Linked DNA regions of Homo sapiens: all the other regions are linked to region 2. A link is a loop called in an ENCODE intact Hi-C map of the cell type or tissue named here. Cell type or tissue: chondrocyte. All regions are shown on one strand. Each heading gives the region's core, and the rest is flanking DNA. Links, peaks and the distances in the headings are about the cores only. Region 1 overlaps GULP1 (GULP PTB domain containing engulfment adaptor 1). Region 2 holds the start of COL5A2 (collagen type V alpha 2 chain). Region 3 holds the start of LOC105373791 (a long non-coding RNA gene).

Region 1 (7,104 bases), core at 1,242-6,241, 650 kb before region 2:
AACCCATTTTGAAAATCAAAACTCTAATTTCCTTAGTGATTATTTTTTTCAAGAATGAAGGAAGGAATAAGAGATAGCATGACTTTACTGTATTTTCCCTTCTATTCTGTAAGTTAATACATGAAAAAGATTCCACTTATGGAATTTTTGATGTAGTTTACAAACACGTATTCTCCTATGTCTATACATAGGAGAAGTGATTAATTCGTGAATCTCTTTGGTCTTATAATTGGTGGTATGTCACAAGAGCAAAAAAAAATCTTTGGAAAATTACATATATTTCATGAATTTAATGTTTGTTTGCCCTATATATAGAATTTTTTCTAGAATAAAACCTGTATATTTCAATTCTAATTGGTATTGAACATTTAGTGATACTAGACTTCTGTTTAGGAGGTATTATATCTTTCCAAGGTAGAGATTTTATTGCAGTGTGATAATTATTATGAAACTTTTTTCACTTTTTGGATTGGTCAGGTTTTACTTAAACACACTTACTGTATTAGTCTGTTCTCATACTGCTAATAAAGACATACCCAAGACTGGGTAATTTATAAAGGAAAGAGGTTTAATTGACTCACAGTTCCACGGGGCTGGGGAGACCTCAGCAAACTTAAAATCATGGCAGAAGATGAAGGAAGAGCAAAGTCATGTCTTACATGGCAGCAGGCAAGAGAGCTTGTGTAAGGGAATACCCCTTCATAAAACCATCAGATCTCATGAGACTTACTATCATGAGACCGGCATGGGAAAGACCCACTCTTGTGACTCAATTACCTCCCACCAGTTTCCTCCCATAACACATGGGAATTACAGGAGCTACAATTCAAGATGAGATTTGGGTGAGGACACAGTCAAACCATATCACTTACTGACTACCTTCAGGTTTATTTAAAACAGTAAAATTGGCCGGGTGTGGTGGCTCATGCCTGTAATCCCAGTACTTTGGGAGGTGGAAGCAGGCGGATCACGAGGTCAGGAGATCGAGACCATCCTGGCTAACACGGTGAAACCCCATCTCTACTAAAAATACAAAAAATGAGCCAGGCACAGTGGCGGGTGCCTGTAGTCCCAGCTACTCGGGAGGCTGAGGCAGGAGAATGGCGTGAACCCGGGAGGCAGAGCTTGCAGTGAGCCGAGATAGCGCCACTGCACTCTGGCCTGGGCGAAAGAGTGAGACTCCGTCTCAAAAACAAAACCAAACTAAAACAAAACCAAAAAACAGTACAATTGTAGATCATGTATGTTTTATTTCTTTAACTATAGCTTTACTTAGTTGTATATCTTGGCTATTAAAAGAAGCTTGTATTTTAAATTCTACATGTTAGATGAGTCTCATAAGTGGAAAACAAAGAAAAATGTTTACTTGAAAAAAAAAGCTAATGGCGAAATCTTTGGCATCAGCAGGCAGAGGCAAGTGGGGAGAGACGTGAGAAAAAAAAGAAATTGTAAACTTTGAAATTTACTATTGATGTTAAATATAGTAACAAAATACAATTACATGCTTTGAATGAAAAATAATTTTTAATTACTAATAAGTTTACTAAATTTTAACTGTTGAGATCAACATTATTCCCTTGGGCCTAATAAAATAACTTTAGTTTTCTTTCCAGTAAAAATCTACAAGTAAAATATTTAGAAAACAAGTATGTTTTTAAAAATAATCTTTGATTAACAGGAAGTATAAATGATAAAGTTTAGTTACATTTTCATATAATATAAAAATAATATAAAATAATAATTCTATTTAATTAACATATGAGTTTGCATTACTATTAAACCATTCTATTATGCAATCTTATATTTCAACATGATGCAATGATATATGATATGGTAAAAGCCTGTGTCTCACAAATGACCATTTTCAGTTTCTTGGCAGTACAGAAGTGGAACAGCCAAAAGGAACAGAAGTTGTGAGAGATGCTGTAAGGAAACTAAAGGTAGGGAAAGGCCTTCAAATAAATTACAAGTGTATTGACTCTGTCATGTTTTCAGCAGATTGATGGAGATCAAAGCATGAACAGCTTTGCTGCAGGTATAGCTTCACCCTATTAAAAATGAACTATTGAACAAATGTAATCATATCAAGGAAACATTTTTAATAACAAACATGTACACAAAATTGTGTTTAAAATATGGCATACTGTTCACATTTTTCTAAGGTATAATGTGTCATATTAAAAATAATATTTTATGGCAGTGTGTCTTGAATATTTGTTTTGTAGCTTGCCTTTACTTTGCTTGGATAATGTGAACCTATGTCCCAAATCAAAAGCTAGTAATGGCATAACAACTGTCTTTAAAAGCTAAGATATAATATCCACCAGTTAAAAATGTGGAGTCAGAGTTGATTCCAGCCAGAATTTTGCAGTGACACTGTATGTTAAAGATTTCCTAATCTACAGGTCCAACAGGATCTGGCAATGTCCGTAAGTAGCCATGGGGAAACTGGTGAGACTAAGAGAGGAGAGAAGGACATTTAATAAGCAACCCCACATATCCTAGTCAACAAGTTTCCTGAGAAAATCTTACATAAGATGCTACACACCATGTTTTTCTAATTGTTCCGCATCTCGAAGGACATTGTTGTCACTGAGCTTTTGAAATTTACAAAACTCCTTCAACAGAATTCTCAGCTTTATCATATAAGAAAATACACATTATCACTACTTTTTTTTTTTACACAGTTAAATGTTATTCTCTATAGTTGCTCTCGTATTTTTGGAGAAACAACCCTTCTCTAACTTTATTTGGTTTAGGGACCATCCGGTTATTCTAAAGGAGGGTTAGACCTCTGAGTGTGCCAGGCAAAGTCAGAGACATTAAATGGTATTACTTTGCTTTGAGAATATCATATCTGGTGGAATCCACTCTGTGTTTAAATTGAGAAATAATTGAATTGGCATGACTTCTATTCTGGGTAAAGAAATAAAGGTCAATAATATTTTATCCATCTTATTTTATATGAGAATATTTTACTAATCGTTTTAAGTAAATATGCTAAAATCTCCGAAGATAATATCACTCCCATTTGGGAAAAAAGTGGATTAGCCAACTATTTATTTCCACCATTCATTAGGTAATAATTCAGATTTGCCTTTTATTGGCCACTAGTTTTAATCATTCCAAAAGAGGATTTAAAAGGGCTCACAGTTTATGGACACATTAGAATAGGATTCTATTTAAATGCTTTTAAAATGTTGAGGATTCTGGGCATGAATCCAACTTCACTACAATCAGAATGTTTTATGAAAGAACAATGTTATTTACACATAGTATTTCTTTATGCCTAGGAGGTTGTTTATTCAGTCAACCCAAATCAAAAACCAAAAAAAATTCAATTGAATAATGAATAGATCAAATGTAAAGATATATTTGAAATCAAATGCTTTCTAAACAATGACGAGTTTACATATATTTTGCAGGATTTTGTATGTATTTCTATGGAGTTTCATGTTTAGAAATGTACTCTGTTAATAAAAGAATGTGACCTACAATAAGGTAAAAAATTAGGTAGTATAGTTTAAAAATGCACACTTATTTTATAGTAGCTGTTTTTTCTCAAATGTCTTCCAAAAGGGAGTGTATTTAATAAGCAATTTTACTGTGCTGATTGCAAACATTTTGTATATCAGGAAAGTATATCTAAGGGTAATGATTCATACACTAATGATAATGAATAAAACAATGCTTTTTATCTATTTTTATATATATATATTTTTTTTTTGCTTTTTTTGTGTGTCAAGGGTCAGAAGCTACAATTCAAAGTATACTAAGAATATTTTTTAAATGTCAAGCCTGGCGCTACTGGCTCGCAATGGCCAGTAGGTGGTGGTGTGGCTCTACTAAAAAAAAAGAGAAAAAAGAACCTTGCTCTTTGATCATACTTACACATCTCCATTTTAATTTCCTGCTTATTTTTCTTTAACATATGAATTCTGACTACTTTTAAAAAAATCTATATAATTCAGTATGTGAATTTATTTGCCATGTAAGGTAACATTTTATTTATATTTACTCCTTTTTCAGCAATATTAATGTAATGGCTTCTGATATTAAAAAAGAATTTAAAATTTAAGAATAAAAGCTGATGGAAAAATTAAAGAATTCTCAACAATGAATTTTTCATGCTTCTGTGTTTAATGATGCCTGCTTAGTTTTCAAAAAAATTTAAAACTGACTTTTTTACACTCTTTCTATCATTTTTTAGAGAATTTACAGTTTATAAATTTTTCCTTTATAAATATAATTATTTTTATAAGTATTAACCTTTTAAGGTTCAGATACTATATTTATCAAAACATGTTCTTTATTTCCTAATCATGTTCAGCAGTTTCTATTTCTTAATCATGTTTTAGCTGGGCTTGGTGGCACACACCTGTAATCCCAGCTACTTGGGAGGCTGAGGCAGGAGAATCACTTGAACCTGGGAAGCAGGGGTTGCAGTGAGCCGCGATCGCGCCATTGCACTCCAGCCTGGGCAACAAGAGGGAAACTTCATCTCAAAAAACAAAAAAACAAAAACAACAACAAATAAAACAAATTTTCTAAAATGTAGTAATTTTAAACCCTTTCAACTTCTATGTATTGAATAGCATTGTTATTGGAACGAATTTTATTTTTAATAGTGATTTATATATATTTTATTAATACAACTAGTACAGATGTTGGGGGCTGAATGTATTTCATACACAATTTGTGATGTTTACATGTAAGTAAGTATTGATATATAGATTAAAAGCTTATCAATTTCCCTGGGAGATACCCAGTGGGCAGCATTCCTGGAACCCAGTTTTAGACTGAAGATCCCCTCACTGCAGTACAACTAAATTAAAGTTACACGAAATTACTGCAAGAAAATGTAGCCGTTGGGAATTGCTGTCAAGTCTTGTGAAGTCTCAGCCTAGTAGATTTTCCATTTGAACTCACTCTTTCTGTGTTGTATAACACTATTTTGTCTTCACAATCAGTTACCTAATTAATAAAACATTTAGAGCTTAATTTAATTATATATAAACATCGCTCATTTCCCGCAGGATTATTAGAAATACTTTAAATTAAAAATATAAACATGAGAACCCCAGAGAAGAATAGCTTCAAATAATAGGCCCGAAGTAGTAAATTAATTTTATTGCCTAACACTCTATATTCCATTAGTAGTTTACTTAATTTCACTTTTTAAAAAGTCCTCTGAGAAATGGATAGAAATTATATAATAAGATTGAAACTCAGTTGTGCTCCCTTTAAATTTTCTTTAACAGTTCTATTTATCAGTAGTATATATTTAACCAAATACTTTATTTCAAGTACTACTCCATCCTTCCCCATCATTTTATGATGACAAAGGCTTGGTTATATTTGTTTGTTGCATCCAGTCATTCTCCAAAATGCTTATGCATCACTTCCTTTGAATACTTTTTATTGGATTATTATATTCAGGGTTTAATGGCAGATCACTGTATCCATCTAGATCTACCAAGAAATAAATCCACTGAAGCAAAAATTGAAAGAAATTTACAAAAAAAGACTCTTCAAGCATTAACATTAAAGTAGTAAATAGGGAGAAAATAGAATATAATGTTATGTAGATTGATCAACATATCTTCCTAAGATTAATTAGAAATATTAGGAAGGCAAGAGGTCTGTAAGTAGGAAAAGGGACTTAGAGGGGAGCATGCAAACTATAGAATACAGTTAGCTTAAGTTTTAGGAAAAAAAAGAAAGGCAGGAAGGAGAATATTAAACTGAATAAAATATAGATTGAATGAATATAACCTTAGGCATGAGAGTTGTGTAACATATGTTCAAAAATCAAGGCCAATAACCAGTGTAAACCTTGATATGCATGAAGGTAGAACTGGGAATTTTCTTTTCTAAATGCAGAAAATATATTGTATAAAAGAAAAAATTATTTGGTGAATATCTGCAAAACTAATTACTAGGCCTAATTCCTAAAAACCCACTTTATGACCATGGTACATAGCTTATCTGGGACTTACTGTTCTTATCTTTGAAATAAGAAGCTTAGATTGCATGAACCTGAAGCTGTTTTGAGCACAATTAATTCATCCTGTTATGAAGAAGAGAGAAAAGTTTCAGAAAACCTAGATTAGAGATGTTGTGCTTATTTTTATTTTTCTTTATCTCATTCTGTCCTTCTTCCCTCTCTTCCTTTCTTCCTCCCCACTCCCTTCTTACCTCTCCACTTTGTTTTTCTACCTCAGCCCCTACTTCCTTCCTTTCTTTAATTCTTCCATTCTTTCTTCCCTTCTCAATAGATAAGTTTAATAATAGTGGTTGTTTTGTTGTAGATGTTTCAGGGGGAAAAAATTTAAAAGGTTGCACAGTTCTTGTCAGAGGTCACAGGAATGCTTGAGTCTGGATGTGGAAGGGGCTTCAGAAGTCATGCTCAGTCTGTTCCTGGAAAACAGCAGCACCTAGGAAACCAGCTGAGAATGCTTCTGCAGCTGATAATGAGAGTTGCTTTATCCAGACGCATTCACATAGGGGGAGAGCAGCTGACTTATTTTGTAAGCCTTCCTATATGAAAACCTTCAAATTGCTTAATTATGCTGATATAAGGAGATTATGAAGGGAAAATAAACAAAATTAATTCATATTATTTGGGAGAGAGCTGGGATAATTTTTAAAGATCTACACTCAAGCAAAATAAATTTATTAAAGGCAAAAAAGAAAATTATCTGGCACGAATTAGTTGTATCGTGCAGCAGTAAGACTGCTGGATACAAAAAATAGCAACCTAAGTTCGTAGAGCAAGACAGACAGCAAGCTGAAAAATTATACCACCCAAAATGGAATAAAACAAATGGTACCCCCTGGGATAGGAAGGCAGACACTTAAAGGCATTCATATATGCATTAATTATATTATTATGTGTGGCAGTGCAAAGCCATGAAAAGAGAGAAAGACTTTTAATCACTCTGTGCTCCAGGACGGAGCTATACCATGTGTATTCACATCTGCCCTAAATTACAGTGAAATACACAGTGCAAGTAACTGTGACATACAAGAGGACTAGAACGCTGTCTTGCATTACATGTCATCAATTTTGAGTCAGGTTGGGATGATCTATATCCCTAGAGA
Region 2 (7,104 bases), core at 1,307-6,306:
AAAATGAAAAACATGCATTCACCTGGAAACACATGCAAATGGCATGTGTCTTCTGCATAGTAGAATGATTCGCCTAATCCACCATGAGGGGTATTTGGGCCTTGAGTTATTTTTCCAGAAGTGATGGTGACTTTGCAATGGTTTACCTACAAACTTCAACTAAGCAGCCTTATAAGTAAAATGAATAACTAGAATAGCAAGTTATTACCAAAATCTTAATGTGTAGCCTCGGAACATAAAAGCCAACAGGTCCACAACAAGATTCAGAGTGTCAGTCAAAGATTTAATACAGTGGTTCACCAATGTAAATCAGAGTCAACTGGAGAGCTCTAAAAACATACAGATGCCCAGACCCCATCCAAACTTCCTAGATATTTGGAAAGTAGAGGGGTCTAGAATCTATATTAGTCACAAGATCTTAGGTGATTCTTTATACCATTTTTTATCAACACTGATCTGTGGCTTGCTTACCAATGACCCTACGAGTCATGGTCCAAGTATACATTGTGTTAGTCAATATTAAAAATTCACTAAATCTATGAATCTACCAATGTACATATGTAGAAAGAGATATACTCTTCAAACTAAAGCTTCAGTTTAGTTTGAATAGAAGTTATAGGTGTCAAAATTTATCTAAAGACAAGAAGCAAAGAAAATGTAGCCTAATATTTATGTGCCATTCAGTCTTCTTGGCTTCACAGTCTACTCAGTAATGAACAATAACCAAAGTGGATCTAGTCACACAACTATATTTTGTCCATTGAAACCGTAAGATCTAGGCCACTAAAAGTAGCTGACCTTTTTGCTCACTGAGGTAGGGACCATAAAACTCCTAATAGTGGTGCTTCCTTTTATCCTTCATAGCAGAACTCAATTCAGTAGAGTATATTGCCAGCACCACCCAGGTAAGGGCTACATTTCCTAGCCCCTCTTGAAGTTTTGTGTGACCATATGACTAAATTCCGGCCAACTGTAAGTAAGTTTAAATGTTATGAAGACTTTAAAGTCTTCATAAAAGGGGGCAGGGTGGGGAATGGCTCACAGTTTTTGTTTTCCATCCTCTATCCACATGCCTAGAAAGTACACGCAATGGCTGGAGCTTCAGCAGCCATTTAGGACCATAAAAATAAATTTAAAAAAAAATACCTAGAGATATGGGAGCCAGGAGAGGTAGAAAAAACCTCAGTCCCTGATGACTTTGTGGAGCCAATATGCCAGCCTTTCACTACCTGCTTAAAAGCATTTCTTTATATTTAAAAAAGAAAACTTTTTTTTTTTTTTTTTTAGACAGAGTCTCACTCTGTCACCCAGACTGGAGTGCAGTGGCACGGTCTCAGCTCACTGCAACCTCCGCCTCCCGGGTTCTAGCAACTCTCGTGCCTCAGTCTCCTGAGTAGCTGGGACCACGCCTACCTAATTTTTGTGCCACCACGCCTACCTAATTTTTGTATTTTGGGTAGGGACGGAGTTTTGCCATATTGGCCGGGCTGGTCTCGAACTCCTGACCTCAGGTGATCCGCCCACCTCGGCCTCCCAAAGTGCTGGGATTACAGGCATGAGCCACTGCGCCTGGCCAGAAAACCTTTTTTTGTTTGTTTAAACTACTGTGTTCTGCTACATGTACCCACTATAAAAGTCTGAATGTCCTACATGTTTCATAGCATGTATTTCAACAGTAATGAGTTTAAAACAATTTATGAGTTAACATGCATCTTAAGCTATGTATACATATTTATACATATTCTGTACCTCCTTTAAAATGATGTCATCCAAATACTACTGAGTGTTAAATATCTGCTTCCTGATTTTTGTATCGTAACAATGAGATAAATGGCAGACATATCATAAAAATGCAAGAGACCATGACATATAAGACTGTGAGCCCCTCATCTCTCAGTAATCAAAAGTTAGCTTGGGTCCAGGAGGATATCAGTGTAGGATTGCAACATGATGGCTGTAAATTCATGGGCCGGGAGCCAAATATATACTCAGATATATTTTATTTGTCATATGCAATATCTTCTGAAAATGTTAATTCTGAATGCCTTAAAGTGGACATGCACCTTCAGTTCTCCACAGGCCCCATCATCACCTATTGATGTACAAACACTGGCTTGCTTCACTTGTTTATATTACCTGCCTGGCCTCTGAAAGCATTGAGGTTTACAGTATTTGGAAACAAAATGATACATTTCTGCACCTTCCCTTCTCCATTGCTTATCCCATGTTGAATACAATGATTCATAACAAAGATTATTTTCTAAAATTAAGCATGCCTACTTCTAATAACAAGAATATATATAGCTCACTAGATGCTAGGCATTAACTTAGGAATATAAATACACTGTAAATGCTCTAGCATTTTCCTTAACACAAATGTGGAATCTTTTGAAGACCACCACCCCAATGCACACACACTCTCACCACACGCACACACACACGCACACACACTCTTTAAAAGCTGATTTTGTCATTTTAACTCCCTGATTTTTCACACACACACATACACCCACACAAACTCTTTAAAAGCTGATTTTTTTCATTTTAACTCCCTAATTTTTGTTACGTTAGTTTTAACTAAAGTCAGCCCAACTCCCAAACTTTCTCCTTTCAGTTTCTTATAAATTTAGAAAATCAAATCAGTTCTTAAAACTCAGTGAGAATGGAACTGATTTTGGCTTAAAATGCCTAAAACTTTATTTATTTACTTTTATCTTCTCATTCATATGTTTCTATCAGGCAGGCATACTCAGATTACATTTTACATTTCTGGTAAATAACCACAGTCAAGTAAAGGGAAATATACCCTGAAGTCATAAAAAGAAAGAAAAAAATAAAAACTTATTAATATGCACTTACATGCAAAAACAGATCTCCACATTTCCAAGAAGACATATTTGTACAAAATGTAAATATCACATTATGTGACTGTTATAGATAAAATTTGAAAAATGTACTTGCTTTTCATGTGTGCCTCAGATATTTCTTTAATTTAAAGCATCGATCTAAGCTTACTCTTCCCCAAACTCAAAATCAAATGGAGTTTCTAAATTATGACACCTTTATTAAGCTTGTGATAGGCCTGAACAGGAAAAAGAAAGTATTGCCAAGTATCCATACAATATCAACTTAAACCAAAATATGCATAGTAAGTAAGTACAATATAAGTTAAGCAGCTCTGAATATACTATACTCTGGAATTATTTTCTCTATTATGTTTGATTAGGGCAATGACGACTTTCTTTTGCTGTTGAATTTTTATCACTTATATTCTCTTAAGTTGAGAAATAAAATACTGGAATTTTTTACAACACATATGCAAGCAATTACACATTCTGTAAAATTTGATGTTTGGAATTCCATTTTCTGTGCTATTTGGTTATACTGTTCGCGGGGGGTACTGGGGTTGGATTGGAGTTGGGGACTTTTTTGCATCAAGCATCACATTCCTTACATTTATGTCAATTACTATTAAGAAAAATTATCTGCTCATTTTTCAAAAACACCTACAGAGTAATTATAACTATTTGGGAATGTCTTTTAAAATATGGCTTATTTCATGTACCTTGTGAAACAGTCCTTTCATTTATTCACATATTCAATTATTTCCATACTTTATTAAAGTACTTTATTCATTTTAACATAAATTAACAAAGAAAGTGGTATTAAAGGTTTTAAATTAAAGTTGGTTGTTTTGGTGGGGGAGGGGAGTAAACTGTTCTTTCTAGAGTCAAATTTTCAATTTCTATTGTAATTTTTCTGTGTTTTTCTCCTCCTGTTTTCTTCTACTTTCTATTCAATTATTTTTGCCACCCTTCCAAACAACACATGCTTTTCATGCCATTACAAAGAAACTCAAAAGTTTTCACCTTTTATAAATTACCTCATATTTTAAAAACATAAAACGTAACATAAAAAGCTCCAAGTCTTAGAAAGTGCCCCCTCTATGGGACTCCTGACAGATTGTTGGATATTCATTTACAAATTCGTATTTTCACTTTTTAAGCTTTTTAGAACTTCTGATCTCTAGATTAATTTTATAAACTTTTTGAAACCAAAAACACACAGAAGCAGATATTTGTTCTAAAAATATAGATATATACATAGTATATATACATATATACCTGTATGTATGTGTCTATATATGAAAGTAATAGAAAAGGTTAATGAATGTCCAAAGTTTTAAAAGCTTGAGTTTGATGTTACATGGTTGAGTTGATGAAAATCTACAGTGGCTTATTTTAAAGGAGTACATGTCTGTATTTGAAATTGCAACCCTCAAGATTAAAGATTTAATAGAGGAATCAATTTAAATATTTTCTTATATACTACAACAGCTATGCATTTTTGCTTAACCATACCATATAACCCAACTGTAACATATGAAAATTGCATAGGAAAAAAATGTGGTCACCAGGCAAGATTTATCTTTAAAAAAAAAAAAAAAAAAAAGCTTGGGTCTAAGGGGTAATGTCCATGCAAATATTCCATGCCAAATAAGATATATACAAGACATGCTGATTTCCTGCCTTCCGCCATCCAACCGGGAACCACCACTGTCCTGTTAATCAAGCCAGTAGGGTGGGAAAATACCACTGTTTAAGAAATCTGGCTTCTATCAGCCTCTGTCATGGAGAAACAAACGAGACTGCCTCCCAGTAAGCAAAAGTGATCACATTTTCACAAATGAAAATGGTAAAAAGAAGTTTAAATTGTTAAAGAGGAAAGAATGAGGAGCCAAAGACAAAGAAAAATCAAAGCTATCAGAGTTGCTGCAGAGGTTTTACTAAACAAAGAATTTTATGAAGCAGCTGAAGTTCAGTACAAAAAGACTCCACCCTACCCAGCTTCTGCCGCGACTTTTCCTTGCTCTGAAAACTCCAGCCCACAGAACAGAGCTCCTCTAACTAAAATGCCTTTAGTGCTCCGTTTTAAGCATTCACTCTTTTCTTATTTTAAACGTCCCACTCTCACACTCAGCCAAAAGGACTTATTGTAGGCTTTCCCAGAAAAATTTAGTAGTGTACTCTCTCCAACGGTGGATCTAGAAGCTCCGGATTTACAAACATCCCAATTGTCTTTCAAGTCGTTTTCCAGGTGCAAATCCGTCAGCCCCCTTCTCAAACTTCAAACCAGAACCTCCTCTTCACGCTCTTCCTGAGGCTTAACATTCCACCTATTTCCCAAACCGTGCAATAAACACTACAAGCAAAGCAAATGGCAAACTCACCATCCTCGTCTTCTTCCTGGGCTTTTATTGAGACAAATTGCCCTAATAAAACAATAAGAATGAGGAGAGGTCTTGCTTCCGCCCAGTTTGCCATCATGTCTAAATATTAGACATGTGGGTTCTCCTGAGAGTGAAAAGTAGATTCTGAGGTTATTGTAGCACCATGAAGTCAGCTGTGGGCTCTTCTTTCAGCACCAGCCCCAGGGCAGCCTCTGCAAACCCCCTTTTTCAGCACCAGCTCCAGCACAGTCTGCGAAAACTTTTTTCAAGCGATGCAGCTTTAAATAGGAAGAATGCTGCCTCCACTTCTTTTCCTGCCCCTTTTCAGCTTGTTCAGGCTCATAACCATCCAGTGTCTGCCAAGCAACGGTCTGATTGATGGTAAACAACCAAATCAGAACACGCGTCTCTGTGCCTGAACTTTCCCTATTTCATTTAACTTTTAAGCATAGATGGGGCTTAATAACAGAAACAAACATTTGTTTCTCTTTTCTTTTATTTTTTAAGAAAGGCTGTTAGAAGAAAAGGGTTCTATTTTCCCCTCCCTAACCCTTCCCCCCAGACACACACCCTTTAACTTTTCCCCTATAAGCTGAAAAAGACATTCCGAAGGAAATCCAGCCTTTTACCCTAGTTTTTTTACATTTAGATAATTCAAGACTCTCTTCTCCACCTTAAATCTTTAAACAATCACATTTTAACCCTTTCTTTTGACTGAATAGGGAGTATTCTTATCCCCTTCTCAGATTCGGTTTCTTTTCCCATACTCTGGAAGGAGATTATTAGAATGTTGCCCAGGTAAAGTCCAGGTTAGAAAACCATTTTGGATAAATGAATTTGTGATACATTGTAATTTGAATTAAGAAAGCATGTCCTTTCCTAATTTCTCCACATCTCTTGTTAAGGGGCCACATCTTCAGGTTCCTCTTGTCCCAGAGAGTTTTACCATGTTGAAAAATAGTCTACTAAGCAGTGCAGAGGAATGGGAAGTACTCTACCTTTGGATGAAAAAAGGCTTGCTTCTGCCTTTTGTGAGTGGTTCTGCCACTCAATAATTTTGTAAATGTGCATATAGTCCTTTATCTCTGTGCACTCCAATTTTCTCATTTGAGAAAAGGGCTTTACCCTGACCAGTGTACAGGGTTTAGTGACACTAAAATGAGTAATGTATTATTAATGAAGCTCCAAATTGCAAAGAGCTACATAAAAGCAGATGGTGGTATTATTAGCTTTAAGCCAGCTTTGCAGGGAATATGATAGCCCCAGTTGAACATGCATTTTAAGGAAAATTATCGATGAACTTTTGTGCCACCCTCACACTTGCCAAGATCTTAATGACCTCAGAGAGTTCTATACAATCTAATGTATTTGCCACCTTGAGTCTCCCTAGAATCAGGATGGATGTTCTATACAATACAAGTGAGTCAATTGTTTATAATTATTGGGCAACAGGTGCCTTGCACTGTGCTAAGCACTGGGCAGAAAGGATGACATAAAAGAAATAAAAGACATACCCATCACCTTCAAGGAACATATGTAGGTGTTGAGAAACTAAATTTACAAGAAATAAAGATATATAAGCCAGAGCATATAAATATGTGAGGGATGCATTAAGCCCGGAGAAAGGAGAAATTATCAAATGAGATTAGGCAAGCAAGACATTATTACTGTTCTTAATAGAAGAAATCCAAGAACCTTTGCATTTTAGCTTTGGAACTAGACTCTGGATAAATATTCCAGTGGAGGTCAATTTTCCCGGTTGTTTCCAGCTTCTAACCCTGTACCTCTCAGTTTATCTTTTCATTTAGACATGTCCCATTTCAATGACTTCTGTCACCACCACACTGTTCTCAGGGGTGCCCTTCCACTTAATG
Region 3 (6,865 bases), core at 1,866-6,865, 190 kb before region 2:
CTTTTAGACAATTCTAAAAGATTAATCTTTTAGACAATTCTAAAAGATTAATCTTTTAGACAATTCTAAAAGATTAATTGAATTCTAAAAGATTAATCAACTTAAAGGACATTTCTAAGGAGATTGAAAAAGCATATATCTATAAAATATGAAACAAGAAAATATCTACAAATGATAATTTATCAACTTTTTTTCCTGGAGGTAGCAAGAATAAATAAAATCTTATTTTCTATGCAAAACAGTGCTTTTAAATTAAAATTATTCACCTAGAATGTCTACAGATACTTTCTTCAGAGTCCTTTTTGTTAAGTAATCTAACATATTTTAAGATACTCTGATAAATACATAAGCAGCAGAAAAAATATTTTATTAAAATTTATGTTTTCCAAACAATATCATTTAAAAGGCAAACCAAACATTATTTCAATTGGAAACTATATGAATGCCAAATACCCACATGTACAAAATATTCAGCTTTCTAAAGTAATGAAAATAATTATGATAATTTATATATCATATCTGTGATTCTTAGATTTTCAGATTATACAACATCTTTTCCCAGATAAGGATTTAGTAAGAAGAGAAAAGGAAAAAACATTCACTTTTCATTCAAGCCAAATTAATTAATTTAATTAGGTGCTTTAGGGAATAATATTATTGCTCCAAAAATAGTATTAAGACAAACATAACATTCATTTTTTGTCCAAACAATATGATTTCTTCAAGTCAGCATGATTTAACATGAAGAATGGAAACAAAAAAATCACAAAATAGTAAGCTTTATGCACATCTAAAAATATAAAATTATGTTATTTGGCTTTATTTTTCTCTAAAATTCCAAAATAGAAAACTAGGAAAGAAGCAGCTAAGAGTGGTTTAAGACATGTGTTAGCTTCAATATGTTTTATATTATAGATCCCAGCAAGGAGATGATTGAGTTTAATACATTGCTTGTGTGATCACAAGTAAATTTCTTTCAGAATTGTACTTCGTAGTAAGGAACAGAAACACCAAATGACATGGGAGATGGAATTTAAAATTAATTATAAATTGGAACAGAGAGATTTAGTTTAAACAACTAAAATAATGGAAATAATTGGAAAGTCCATTACTTTTCAATAGTAGAATGAAATTATTTGCCTTTTATTTAATATTTTTGGAAAAAATTAACTTATTTTTTTAACCGAAGCTACTCTGAATGCAGATATCTAAGAAATGAAGAGAATAATATGAGATGACTTACTTCTAAATCCCATTTTCTATTCTATTTCTAAATGTTGCAAATGGCTAACTAGAGCATTTTTATTCCTCTAGAAACAAAACATTCTTTTCCTTGACTTTGCCATGATTTTCGCACATATTACTAGGTATTAAATGAAGGTCCATGAAACATCAATCTAAGAGCTTTAACTTTCAGTAGAATATATTGCTAACTATATTTTGTCATGCATGGAATAATAAAGGAAGCTATACAAAACTATTTTTTTCAGCAAAGGTAACTAAGGTAGAAAAACAGAGAAAGGGCTAATTTTCAGCCACAAGTTTTTACAGGAACTGACTTCTCAGGAGAGCCAAATTTATTTCAAGTGGATGTGAAATAAGTTATGGCAATAAATAAAGTTGCATTAATTCTTATTTTTTAAACATTCCAACTCTCTTTTTTTTACTTAAAACAATATGACTTTCTAAAGTAAAACAAAACATACATGCACCATGTTGACTGTCATGTGCAGGTGAGAAGAGAAAAATATTTTAAGAATATGATAATTTTTAAAATTGCACTAAAATAATCTTTATATTGAGGCCTCCGTGTTTTAAAAAGTACTATAATATGTTTCTAATAAAATTTAGAAACAATAAGCTAAATAACAACGTTAATACTTATAACATTGCATTTGACCCAATTTTAACAAACTCATTTACAATTTTAATAAGTCAATATTGTGCTCATTTATTTAATAATTAGCAGAACAAATGGAAAGTACTGTATTTCTAATGATGTGAGGACACCCTTAATGAGACATAAACATAGGAGGATGAATACACAGGAGGGAAAAGTATTTATGTTAATTTCTAGGCAGATCAAGAACATATAGAAGATACTTAAAATAGGAAATGTTTGAGCCTAGCTTTAACTATTATCTTCATTTGTCTTTAATATGCCTTTAGTATTCAATGGCTGTTTTTCATAATCCACGTGCTGTATTAAGTGTGAAAAGATATGCCTGATCCAGAGGCAATGAGCTAAAAGAATCATCTGTACAATCTAACAATGCTTTTGAGGATGGATCTGGAGGGCTTAAAATACACATTATTAATGGGAAAATCTTGGGCTGAAACTAATCTGTAGGAATATTTCATATAAAGTTGATTTGGAGAAAATTTTTAAGTGGTTCATTTTGAGAAAAGGAACCAATGTAATTACAGTGTTCCATGTAATTTTACTGCACAATCTTCCAAACCCAAATTTTCGGACCTTTTCTGCAGACTGGTGAACTTAGTACTTAAATATGAAACGCCAGTTCTGTCTAGAGAACAAAATGAGTTTAATGCATAGACTCACCTGTTATTACTCTTCACACCAATGTGTAAATGACTGTTTGCTCTTCTATTAAATATATTTTCCGTAACACCATTCAAATAGGCCTACTTCATTTCCACTGAGATAAGCATTTTGGTATTCAGCTTTTATATTCACTAAGAATTAAGAAATGCTGTTTTAAAAGCTTAGGAAATGTATATAGAAAATATATCCCATGTTCTCATATATGTGTTTCAGACATAGGGGAGGAATTAGAATAAATTTTCTAAATAAACAAATTATTTGCCTACTTAAAATTGCAATTAAAAAATGAAGCTTTCCTTCGTTAGCTGTAAACTACATTGAGAAATTGTAACATAAAAAAGAATGGATTTTTAAAACTTCTTGAGTAGATCAAGTGTCTTGTACAATATCATTAAATTTGTATCAGAACACATAAATGGAAATGAGGTGGGGAAGCAATTGCAGTACTTTCTAGAGTCTAGGTTTTGAAATTCTTTTTGGTGAACATTTACTAAATCAGCTAAACATTTCAACTCATTTAAACACAAACCTAAATTATTATTACCCTAGACAGAGAGATGATATAGCAACGGGACCTCGAAAAGGTGATCTTTTGTGGCTGCATGTAGTGCCCAGATGGAAAAATCTTAGGACCACTAAAAGGCCTCTTGACCACTAGGCGGCAAAAACTAATTTTGAACTACTTGCCTACTCGGTAGCAGGCCTCTTTCAATAGACATTTTAAATATCTTGGCTTTGAGAAAATAAAAATTTCACCATCTCACAAAAATATAAATTACTGAACAGTACATCATTTGTTGTTTGCAAAAATTTTTGCAGATGCTTAGAAACTTATTATTTATTTACTCAATTACTGGCAAACTATCATACTAATTGTCAAGAACTAAAGTTGTATTTAACCACAATACACAGCTAATGCCTTAAGAATTGAGACCAGGTTTTGTTTTGGCAATTCCTAAGCTGATTCATAGTTAATAGCTGCTGAAATTTCAGTACCTTGTATATAATTATGAAGCAAGTCTAAAATTTTGGTTGAAGCAATTTTTTTTACCATTTTAAGCCACAAATACAGATGGTTATGATTCATATTTTCCCTATTATTTTTACTTATTCCTTGCCAATGTTTATTTTAAAAACATCTTTTTCTTTTCTTTTTGGTGATTTGGAAATGTCTTTACATCCATATGGGATATACAATATATTATGTCATATCATGTTGAGCTACTAATGCCAAATAGAGCTAACAGTGACATTCAATACACATAATAAGTTCTGTTAAAACTTTCCCAGGAAAATCTGGTAGAGTTTTATGCTGCCAAGATTAGCTCAGTTTTCCCCTGAATTTCTCAACTAGGTTGATAAAATCCAGAAAGTCTTCAGAGTTAGTGACAAAATCATCTCTTTAGTTTAATGCTCCCATCTGCTGTTAAGGCAAAGAATAGCAATTGGGTAGAAGAGCTTATTTTCAATGTTCCTTTAATAAATAAATGTTTAAATGCTTGTGTGATATACATTGATGTTAATTCTTACTATAAATGAAATTAAAATATCTGCTGGTCTTAAGGAAAATTGACTATGGTGTGCCAATTTTATGTTAACAAGCAGATATGATATTTTAATTAATTTCTTGCTACTTAGCAAATTACATAGGGCAAGTATAATTTTCTAATGAAAGGAAGAAATTATTTGTTTCAAACCTTTTCAACTTTGGCTATTGTTAATAGTCCTAACAGAGTAACAAAAATCACCTTTCAGCAAAACCTAAGGAAACTTCACGTCATCTAACTTGTTTTTCAGCTGTTGAAGGAGGATGTTCCCATCTTGGTCAGTCCTATGCGGATAGAGATGTCTGGAAGCCAGAACCATGCCAAATATGTGTCTGTGACTCAGGATCCGTTCTCTGCGATGACATAATATGTGACGATCAAGAATTAGACTGCCCCAACCCAGAAATTCCATTTGGAGAATGTTGTGCAGTTTGCCCACAGCCTCCAACTGCTGTGAGTTTAAAGATAAACTGTACATCTTCAATATTCATATTTAGACACATGAATAGCTCCTATATCATAGGAGCCTAAAAGGGAATGAAAGTCATGTTCATCAAATAGCCATGTTTGTATTACGAGTAAAAAGTGACCGTTTCAATTTAAAGATAAGGATTGGTTAGAATCTGGGTTACTAAATAATATGCAAATTCTGTGTCTTGTTTAACTTGTTTCTTTTCCATTTATTAGCCTACTCGCCCTCCTAATGGTCAAGGACCTCAAGGCCCCAAGGGAGATCCAGTAAGTAAACATTCTTCAGTAGAATAAAATTAATACTAATGATAATTCTAGTAAGAGTTTGCTTTTTCTAGATTTGAGCTTTCATCATACATTCTCTTCATTACCACATATTTGAATAATGGCACCAAACAACAGACTGAGAATCCATAATTGTACGTGTAAAGATTTCAATTTCCCAAACTTCATATTATGTCTTCACCCCCATGATCAGTTTAAAGAAAATGTGTAGGTCAATATACAAAGGAATACATTATACTTAAATTATTCACAAGATTTTGATTAAAAAGTATGTGTTATAAAGAAAATATATTACTTATATTGTTTCCTAATATTATAAAGTAGAGAAACAACAATCTGATAATGATTGTGAATCACCAGGATTTTTCACTATTTAATTTATTTTTATCTCTTTTTTAGGGCCCTCCTGGTATTCCTGGGAGAAATGGTGACCCTGGTATTCCAGGACAACCAGGGTCCCCTGGTTCTCCTGGCCCCCCTGGAATCTGTGAATCATGCCCTACTGGTCCTCAGGTATAACAATTACGGTACTTAAAAAATTCCCTCATAAAACTATCTAGTTCATCTTCTTTCTTTACTCGATATTACGTCTCACTATTATGAGTTCTTTGTATCTGTTCTCTGATTCAGTGTATTTAATAAATCCTTATTTAGTGCTTCTATGTATTAGGCACTATTCTAAGTACTTTATAAGTATTCATTTTTCCTCATAATGCTAATGTCATTGCTACTATATCCTTGGAAAATTTGCTAATTTCTCAGCAGATATATAGCATACACATTATGTTTAAGAAGTGAACTATGAACTTAACAAAAAAAATTAACCTAAATAATTTAGTTAGTACTGTATCCATACTTTATTCTCCTACTAATACCAATGTCAAAGCCTCTAAAAGTTTAGACAAAAAGAAGTTGAAGAACTGTTAGTATTCCTATTGAACAGGATTATTTCTGCCTATGAAACTGCTCTTGCTAATACTTCAGAGCACACCTTGCTTCTCCTGAAGCATGGCAGCCAAATAAATCTGCAGGTAAAACAACCAAACAAATAAATATGACAAAATTTCTGTTGCATGGAATTAGGTGAAACGAGAAAATATATTACACAAATTTTTGTGAGGTTAAAAAGTGCATTTCAAAAAGCAATTCAACAAGAACCAAAGTATATTGTCTAAGTTATTCTTATTCTAGTAACCAAACAGAACCTAACTCTAGACCTGGAACTTAGAATTTAAAAAAAGCTTCAAAGAAATCTAATAAGCATATGAGCCTTTCTACTATTTTTTGGTTTATTTTCTATGGAGATGTTTATTTTTGAGTGAATCTTTTAGTCATATTAACCAGAATCCAGGGGATATGAATTTTACTTGTATCATTAAGTGTTTGAAAAATAATTTGACTTCATTTTTTTGCTCAAAATGAGAAGGTGTATTATATGATCTCGAGACTCTTTTGGCCTCAAACAGCCTATGATCCTATGTTTGTAATGATGTAGCTACTGCTTAGAAATAATAGCTTAAGTAAGCGCATAATAGGAAAAATTGGGGGGAACTAACATTGAACACAGTGGAAAGATTTGTGCATCCCACAAGAAAATGCTTCTGTAGGATATCTAACGTCTAAATCTACAGAAAGACACGATAAACAAGATAATTAGTGAATACATACCACATCTTTTGGCACACAAAAACCTATCAGTAGACAGTAGATGTTGCATGCACTTCTAAATGCTTTTTAAAAGAATTATGAACTGTCTGTTAAAATGATCATATCTATTTGTCTCCTTGCCACAGAACTATTCTCCCCAGTATGATTCATATGATGTCAAGTCTGGAGTAGCAGTAGGAGGACTCGCAGGCTATCCTGGACCAGCTGTACGTACAAATGTTTCTCAGCATTTTGGAGCTTTATTATCTTTCTGGTTTGTAAAATCTTGAATGGTTGCTCTTCTAGGAATTCAGTATTTTTATGGAATTGTACAAAATAGCTTACCCCT

Evidence for each region. Hi-C counts contacts between places; a loop is a spot of excess contacts. Peaks named below come from ENCODE experiments on the same cell type or tissue, not always from the same donor. Only the 100,000 strongest peaks of a DNase experiment are listed, where the experiment ranks them.
Region 1: a loop joins it to region 2, with 4 times the contacts of the local background. A loop is called at or near these places in 3 of 110 quality-filtered maps.
Region 3: it touches region 2 in a loop (4-fold over the local background); 2 of 110 quality-filtered maps call a loop at or near these places.

Annotation. Positions count from the first base shown.
Region 1 is chr2:188,520,888-188,527,991 of GRCh38, forward strand. It overlaps GULP1 (GULP PTB domain containing engulfment adaptor 1), which reads left to right. Exons shown (of 12, transcript NM_016315.4): 5 at 1,869-1,940. Among named protein-coding and RNA genes, the nearest start is that of MIR561, 230 kb to the left of the region's middle. In chondrocyte, for the core only: a CTCF peak has its summit at 3,822 (motif pointing right); no DNase peak of the experiment used is centred there.
Region 2 is chr2:189,174,278-189,181,381 of GRCh38, forward strand. COL5A2 (collagen type V alpha 2 chain) reads right to left here and starts at 5,484. Exons shown (of 54, transcript NM_000393.5): 1 at 5,231-5,484. The coding sequence starts at 5,327. In chondrocyte, for the core only: CTCF peaks have their summits at 3,944, 4,143 and 5,494; a DNase peak (open chromatin) is centred at 5,482.
Region 3 is chr2:188,980,397-188,987,261 of GRCh38, forward strand. COL3A1 (collagen type III alpha 1 chain) reads left to right here. Exons shown (of 51, transcript NM_000090.4): 2 at 4,364-4,566; 3 at 4,801-4,851; 4 at 5,269-5,382; 5 at 6,663-6,743. LOC105373791 (a long non-coding RNA gene) reads right to left here and starts at 4,423. Exons shown (of 3, transcript XR_007087614.1): 1 at 4,315-4,423. In chondrocyte, for the core only: CTCF peaks have their summits at 3,220 (motif pointing right), 4,008 and 4,221; no DNase peak of the experiment used is centred there.